Linked DNA regions of Homo sapiens: region 2 is linked to region 1. Evidence: chromatin contacts called from ENCODE Hi-C data. All regions are on one chromosome and are shown on one strand. Each heading gives the region's core, a stretch centred on a gene start or an enhancer-like site at or near the end of the contact. The rest is flanking DNA. Distances are from core to core; before and after follow the strand shown. Region 1 holds the start of ZER1 (zyg-11 related cell cycle regulator). Region 2 holds the start of NAIF1 (nuclear apoptosis inducing factor 1).

The links. A loop is a pair of places that touch in the nucleus more often than their neighbours do. Pooled maps may share reads with other maps.
Region 2: a map with no recorded cell type shows a loop between it and region 1 (13-fold over the local background). The contact joins the promoter of NAIF1 here to the promoter of ZER1 in region 1. A Hi-C loop is called at or near these places in 1 of 37 single-sample maps with no recorded cell type and 6 of 50 pooled maps.

What each region holds. Positions count from the first base shown.
Region 1 is chr9:128,770,184-128,774,162 of GRCh38, reverse strand. It overlaps ZER1 (zyg-11 related cell cycle regulator), which reads left to right and starts at 2,236. Exons shown (of 16, transcript NM_006336.4): 1 at 2,236-2,582. LOC124902282 (a long non-coding RNA gene) reads right to left here and starts at 2,829. Exons shown (of 2, transcript XR_007061804.1): 1 at 2,615-2,829. RefSeq lists enhancers at 1,145-1,871, 2,600-2,649 and a silencer at 1,940-2,409.
Region 2 is chr9:128,065,686-128,069,664 of GRCh38, reverse strand. It overlaps NAIF1 (nuclear apoptosis inducing factor 1), which reads left to right and starts at 2,345. Exons shown (of 2, transcript NM_197956.4): 1 at 2,345-3,074. The coding sequence starts at 2,564. SLC25A25 (solute carrier family 25 member 25) reads right to left here and starts at 1,433. Exons shown (of 11, transcript NM_001330988.2): 1 at 1,085-1,433. The coding sequence starts at 1,345. RefSeq lists enhancers at 327-406, 2,157-2,486 and a silencer at 1,137-1,706.

The sequences.
Region 1 (3,979 bases), core at 987-3,486:
TTGTTTGAGACAGAGTCTCACAGTGTTGCCCAGGCTGGCGTGCAGCGGCGTGATCTCCGTTCACTGCAACCTCCGCCCCCAGGGTTTAAGCAATTCTCCTGCCTCAGCCTCCAGAGTGGCTGGGACTATAGGCACATGCTGCCACACCTGGATAATTTTTTAAAATTTTTTATTTTAGTAAAGACAGGGTTTCACCGTGTTGCCCAGGCTGTTCTCGAACTGCTGAGCTCAGGCAATCAGGCCACCTCAGCCTCCCAAAGTGCTGGGATTACAGGCGTGAGCCACCAAACCGGGCTTTTTTTTTTTTTCTTGTGAAACAGAGTTTCACTCCTGTTGCCCTGGCTGGAGTGCAATGGCACAATCTTGGCTCACTGCAAACTCTGCCTCCCAGGTTCAAGCGATTCTCCTACCTCAGTCTCCCAAGTTCCCAAGTAGCTGGGATTACAGGCGTGCGCCACTATGCCCAGCTAATTTTTGTATTTTTAGTAGAGACGGGGTTTCACCATGTTGGCCAGGCTGGTCTCAAACTCTTGACCTCGTGATCTGCCTGCCTTGGCCTTCCAAAGTGCTGATATAACAGGCTTGAGCCACGACGCCTGGCCCAAGCAATGTATTAATATGAGAGTTCCCATCTAGCCATATCCTCGTCAACATTTGTTATTGTCTCTCTGATGATGTCCATCTTAAGGAGCATAAAACCGTACCTCCCCACCTCCTGGGCTCAAGCAATCCTCCAACTTCAGCCTCCCGAGTAGCTGGGACTACAGATGCGCACCACCATGCCCTGCTAATTTTTGTAGAAATGGGGTCTCCCTATGTTGCCCAGGCTGATCTCCAACTCCTGGGCTCAAGCCTCAGCCTCGACAACCCCATCTGCTGAGATTATAGGTTGTGAGTCACTGTGCCAAGCCCAACAGCTTTTTTAAGGATTCAAGACTGTACGAACATAGTTGTAGCTGGTCAAAGATTAAAAGGTGCTATGCAAGAAAAAAGAAATCCACAAAATTAGTTCTTGGAATGGAACTGAGGCACCTGTCAAGAAAGGGTTCCTCAAGAAAGGAGCATCTAGCTAGGGTGTGGTAGCTCACGCCTGTAATCCCAGCACTTTGGGAGGCTGAGGTGGGCGCATCACCTGAGGTCAAGAGTTTGAGACCAGCCTGCCCAACATGGCGAAACCCCATCTCTACTAAAAATACAAAAATTAGCCAGACGTGATAGTAGGCGCCTGTAATCCCAGCTACTTGGAGGCTGAGGCAGGAGAATTGCTTGAACCCGGGGAGTCTGCAGTGAGCTGAGGGCCATTGCCCGCCAGCCTGGGCAACAAGAGAGAGAAACTCCGTCTCTCAAAAAAAAAAAAAAAAAAGAGAAATCCAGAGAAGAAATGATGGTGTTTTGAGATGGAGTCTTCCTCTGTCGCCCAGGCTGGAGTGCAGTGGTGCGATCTCAGCTTACTGCAAGCTCTGCCTCCTGGGTTCAAACGATTCTCCTGCTTCAGTCTCCTGAGTAGCTGGGATTAGAGGCGCGCACCACCACGCTCGGCTAATTTTTGTATTTTTAGTAAAGACGGCGTTTCACCATGTTGGCCAGGCTGGTCTCGAACTCTTGACCTCAGGTGATCCGCGTGCCTCGGCCTCCCAAAGTGCTGGGATTACAGGCGTGAGCCACTGCGCTCGGCCAGAAGGAACTGGTTTGACAGGATCCTTAGGACTTGGAGACTGGACGAGGGGCCCAGGAAAATGTAGGGGCCGAGGTCGCCGCCCAATTTCCCATTTGGAAGCTCGGTTGCCTGGTGGCGCATGCCCTAGATGGAGGTTAGGAGCACCTTTTGGGGGACGGTGATGACTGCGGGTTGACACGCGAGTGTGAGCCACCCGTGGAGAACGCAAGACATGTTCAACAGGGCGCTGGATGGAGGGGGCTGGCGCCCAGAGTCAGTCCTGCTATTCAGCAGTGTTGGGCTCAGGTGAACCGCAGCGCCAGGGCGGGCACCGATCCTAGGGTCCCACGAACAGGCCCCTCGGAGGCCAGGGAGAGCCCTGAATGACGCGTTCTCTCGGGTGGCCTGGGGGGGGCATCCCGCGGCTTCCTCCACCGGCGTAACGTGCCGGGCCCGGGGAAAGGAGCCGCCCGCCGGTCCCCGGAACCTTCTGCCGCCGCCGCCCGCGTTAGCCGCGGGACGGGTCGGGGGAACCCGATCGCTGTTGCTAAGGGGCGGCCCCGGAAGTGACGCGCCCCGGGTTTGTTGACAGCGGAGGCGGCGGCGGCTGCAGGCTCCGAGCCGTAGGAGCCGGATCGGGGGAGGGGCCGGGCCCAGGAGCCTCAGCCCCGCCGGCAGCCCTAAGGGCAAGGTAACCGCCACGGGGTCCCCGTCGCGACCCCCTCCCTCCCGGAGCTCCCGTCCCCGGGATCCCAAGCTCCGCCCCGCCGACCCCCGTCTCCCCTGGACCCCGGCTCTAGCCTGACGAGATCCCCAACCTCCTGAGGTGCTCTGGCCCCGGATTCTCCCGGGCTGCATTCTCTGCTCCTCCTCGCCTGCGAAGCATCACGTCCGCTTCCCGACGCTGAGGGCAGCCCCGTCCAGGGTAGGTCCCGGACCCCGGGCCAAGGGACGTACCTGCGTCCTCCTCCTTCGCCTCCTGCCTACGGGGCCTAAGCATCGCCGCTGCAACCACTCTCTGAGGTCCATCTCCGCCAGTGGTGGGAGGGTTCCTTTCTCTATCCCTGCCGCCAGGTCTGAGAATCGTGTCTTTAAAACTGAGCTCCCTTCCTCCAGAAAGAAAATGACGCTCTGTCGTTTGCCCCTACAAGATGGGGGATCGGTGTAGGGCTGAAAGGGCCACCCTCTGCCCCTCCTACCTGTTGGATGAGCTTAAGTTCCCCCAGAGAAGTGCTTAGAAGCTCAAGGACGACTTGGATTCTGGATCAGCTCCCAAAAGGGATGACACAAAGTATAGGGAAATCCAACAGGGTGAGGTTGCAACCGGAGGGCCAAGGGAGCCCGACAGGTGAGTTGATAGTGAAACTGACTGTGCTGGCCACTATAGCTCTCTGGGTGGAACTTGTCTTGGCTGCTCTTTGACCGAAAGAGCCCAAGATTTCCAGTCTTTGCCTGTGTTTGTCAGTCCATTCGTTTTGTTTTGTTTTGTTTTTCTTTAAATAGAGATGGGGTCTCACTATGTTACCCAAGCTGGTCTCGAACTCCTGGGCTCAAGTGATCCGCCCGCTCCAGCCTCCAAAAGTGCTGGAAATACAGGCATGAGCCACCGCGCTCAGCTAGTGCATTTGATTTTTAAGGGGGAGGGGAATGGAATGTCTGATGTCTTGGGAAAATCCTTCCATATATGATCTTTCACAGAATGTTTCTCTTCAGACTTCAAACTGGTTAGGATGAGCATAAAAGCATAGCCTTGAAAAGGGTCACGGGAGGCTATACTTAGAGCAGAAAGTGGTGGCCAGGGGTGAAGGGCCTCGCTACTTTGGTTCATTTGTTCATTCAGCAAATAATAAACATGATATGTAAGGAGGTAATAAGTGGTTTGGAGAAAAATAGAGAAGGAAGGACCATGGGGAAGGAGTTGGGAGTTGTCATTTTATAGAGGGTGTTCAGGGAAGGTCTCTAGTAAGGTGACCTTTGAGCAGAGATAAGTGAGGGAGCAAGCCAGGTAGTTCTCTTGTGGCAGAGCATTCCGCAGCAAATGCAAAGGTCCTGTGGTCATATGCCTGGTGATTTGAAGAAACAGCATAAGGGCTCACGCTTGTAATCCCAGCACTTTGGGAGGCTGAGGCAGCCGGATCACCTGAGGTCAGGAGTTCAAGACCAGCCTGGCCGACATGGTGAAACCCCATCTCTACTAAAAGTACCAAAAAAAAAATTAGCTGGCCGTGGTGGCTCATGTCTGTAATCCAAGTTACTCAGGAGGCTGAGGCAGGAGAATTATTTGAACCTGAGAGGTGGAGGTTGCAGTGAGCCGAGATTGTG
Region 2 (3,979 bases), core at 1,096-3,595, 700 kb after region 1:
GCTAAATACCTTGGATGTTGATCCAAGAATCTTGAACATGAGTTAACAACACCTATGTACACCCACCCAACAAATTGGTTTAATTCATTGGCGGTTTACCAGATTCTTTTCATACTTGGCTACGAGATTCTCTAATTGTCATGTGTACAAATGGACCAAACTAACTCAGCAGTGAAACAGGTTCTTAGGTAAAGTACTCAGGAGTCCTATTCCAGGCTGTAAATCAGGCTAAGCTACAGTAAATGAAATACTTGGGAAAATGGCAGCTACACCCGCCAAGTCAGACTGAAGGGGGAAGAGACAGAAGGGAAAGAAACAGCCTCTGCTCTGAGGTTCTCATACAGAAAGGCCAGCACTTCTCTTCCTGGCAGGCCCAGGGATGACCATTTCTCTGCGCCCCTATGCCCACACCTCGGCCAAGAGCCCACAATAGTAACAATCTCGCTTTGACTTTTAGAAAAAAAATTTCCCCCGGATTCTTTCACTCCGTCCACACTCCAACCCCGCGGGGATCACGATCCCATTTTCTGGATAAACAGGGCAATGGAGATGAGCCTAAACCATGAGAACTGTCAGTCTTCGCCGCCAACGTCCACACGGATCAGCCTGAAACCCCAATACCAATTTTTTTTTCAACTCCCACATGTTCCTGAGAGGAACCAGATCAGGGCCCACGGCTGGCATGGAAACGAGAGGGAAAGGAGGGGGTGCTGCTGGGGACTGATGGATGAACCCATCCTTGGGTGAAGGGAGCGTCCAGCTTGGCCTTGAGGTCAGGAGGTGACAAAGGCACACTCCTGAGACCTGGCCTTCTACTCTGGGCAAGAAAGGGCTTTTCGCCCATCAGAAAGCCCATAGGATGCCCACCTGTGTCCACGAAGAACCCGGCTCAAGCACCCAAAGAAGTCAGGAAGGAGCCCCGCTCCCACCAGGGCATAAGTGGGGTGTCCCTCAGTGAGTCAGGGGGCACCCTTCCTCTGGACAGTGGGGGTTCCGCCCAGCCCAAGGGGCCGTCCCCCGAGACCTGTCACCCGGCCCTCGAGGGGCTCCCTCCCCGCCAGTGCTGAGGACGCGCGCAGCCTACCTGGAGCTCGCCCTCGGTGCGGTGCAGTCCCAGGCGCCGCAGCCCCACCGCCAGGTCGTTGACACACAGGCCGCCGTCCCGGTTGACGTCGAGCGTCTGAAAGAGTCTCCACAGGCGCAGCCGGTGGTCCGGGCCCCCGCAGATAGCGCCGCCGCAGGGGTCCCCCACGGACGCCGGCGATGAGGCAGACGAAGAGGCGGCGGTGGCGGCGGCGTCCGGCGGCGGGGAGGCCACACAGCGGCACAACACACTGCTCACCATCGGGCGCGAGGCAGGGGCTCCGGGCGCGGGCGGGAGCGGGGGCGGCGGGCCGGCGGTGACCGCGCGGGAGGCAAGCCAGGCGCTCTGCAGCTGGGAGCGCGGGCTCGGAGACGCCGGCAAGCTGGCGGAAGGGGCGGCTTCCGGGAGCCCCGCCCCTCCGCGCCCCGCTTCGCCGGCCACGCCCGGGCGCACCGAAGGCCAGTCACAGGCTCGGATGGGGAGGAGGGAGGGGCGGAGCCTGTCTAAGGACAGCCCACGCGCCACGGACTACCCGGATCAATGGGGTGGGCGGGGTCACCCGGCTCCGCCTGGGGCCGATTCAAACTGAGGGAGGCGGGGATTGGCTGAGCCGGGGGCCAAGAGAGAGAAAATCACGCAGCGATAGGCATGAGTAATGTGATTGGCAGGCGGAAGGCCCCGTGTCCAGTTTCCATTGATGAACTAACTCTGTTTAGACTGCGGGATCTTAAGGATGGGAGGAGCGGTAGTGTACGGAGAGATCGTAGCCTCCAGTGGGAAACAGGATTTGTGTGAGAGCATTTGTGAACTGCAGTTGCGAGGCAGAGTTTGTGCCGGTGGGAGGAATTAAAAGTTAATTGACCCATGGGTCACGGCCGAAAGCACTAAGTATCCTCAGGAAGCAGGGTTTTGGTAATCTAACTCCCTAAACCACCAATAAAATAGCTGAATTTAACGGCTTAATAGTCGTAATACTGACAATTGAACGACAGAATGATTTTCCAATGGAAGTGAATAAAGGTTAGGTGGGCGGGGCCCTCTGGGCGACGGACACAATTTTAGACCAATGATCAGGCGAATTACAGTAAGCAGGCGTGCTCTTTAGCTGAGCGACAGATCGAAAGAACCAGTGATCGACGTGATATTTGAGCAGCTACCAACCGGGAAGGCCGGTTTTCCCGGAGAAGCGCTGGGAGGCGGGAAGAGGGGAAGTGGGCGGATCTCCGCACACCTCGGCGGAAGAGGCAGATTCAGGAAGCCATTACGCTGCTGGCTGGCAGCGGCCGGGCCGGTCGGGGCTGGGCCCTACGCACTTTGCGTAGCGAGGGGGGTTACCAAAGGCCTAGTGCTTGGCCTCGAGCAAGCCTGGCCTATCCCCTGTAGGGGGTGGGTGAGGGGCGAGGCTGAGGAAGAAGAGAAGGGGAATTGGGGCGCTTGAGGGGATTATAATTTCTTTAAAAAGAGGGGAGGGGAGAGGCCATGGCCGTCCCAGCCAAGAAAAGGAAGATGAACTTCTCAGAGCGGGAGGTGGAGATCATCGTGGAGGAGCTGGAGCTGAAGAAGCACCTGCTGGTGAACCACTTCAACGCCGGGGTACCCCTGGCCGCCAAGAGTGCGGCCTGGCACGGCATCCTGAGAAGGGTCAACGCCGTGGCCACCTGCCGCAGAGAGCTGCCTGAGGTCAAGAAGAAGTGGTCTGACCTCAAGACCGAGGTCCGTCGCAAGGTTGCCCAGGTCCGGGCCGCCGTGGAGGGTGGTGAGGCGCCGGGGCCCACTGAGGAGGACGGAGCTGGGGGGCCTGGGACAGGCGGTGGCAGTGGTGGCGGTGGCCCAGCTGTAGCCCCAGTGCTGCTGACCCCCATGCAACAACGTATCTGCAACCTGCTGGGCGAGGCCACCATCATCAGCCTGCCCAGCACCACAGAGATCCACCCTGTGGCCCTCGGACCCTCGGCCACCGCAGCCGCAGCCACGGTCACCCTGACACAGAGTGAGTGACCTCTCCTGCCCAGGCGGCGTGCATAAGTGGGAAGGGCCAGCAAGCTCTGGGGTGGCCTGGGGAAGGTTGGCTGCCAAGGGTCAGAGGTCAGATGGGGGTCTTGGAAGACCATGAGGCCTTCCAAGAGCAGCACCCAGACAGAAGTGATCTTGCTCTCTTTGGGACTTCCTCAGCACGTGGGCTGGACTTCTGACGTGCTGGATAGCTCGCCACTGAGCATTGCCACCATGTTTGTCCATGACTTACCTCCACTTGCCGAACTGGGTGGTCCTTGAAAACAAGAGACCGTGTCTGTATCCCCACAGGACTTTTCACAGGGCCCGGCTTGTAGTAGACAGCCAGGCCATATTTGTTGAAAAAATTGATGGGAATAATACTGCCCAAGTGAGACAACGATTCTGGATTCTGTTTTCAGTGTGGGGGATCTTTCATCAGGTGCTGCTCAGGAGCCTCATGGTTCCTGGTGTTAATCTACTCCATTCATTCATTCATTCATTCATCAAACATTAGCACTTATTCTGTACCAAACCCTGTGCTGGGCACTGGGATTACCAAGTTGTCTAAAATACAGGCCAGTTATGTTCTAGTAGGACAGAGATGACACATATAGGAATAGCTTCGCCATCAGTTGGGAAAACCTCAGGCCCCGGAAGAGGAAGGGGGCTTCTTGGTGGCATAAGGACACATAGCTGACATTGGCGTTGAAGGGTGGAGGAGCTTGACCTCTCCCACATGCGCGGAGGCCCATACAGCCCAGCCAGGATCCTTTCCGTGGTTCTCAGGAATGACAACAGAACTAACTTTGGTTGGATTTTTTAGTTCAAAGAAGAGTTTGTGCCCTGTTACCTCTGCTCGTTTGTGATGACCGTGAGCTGGATCATTCAGTGATTCTCAGT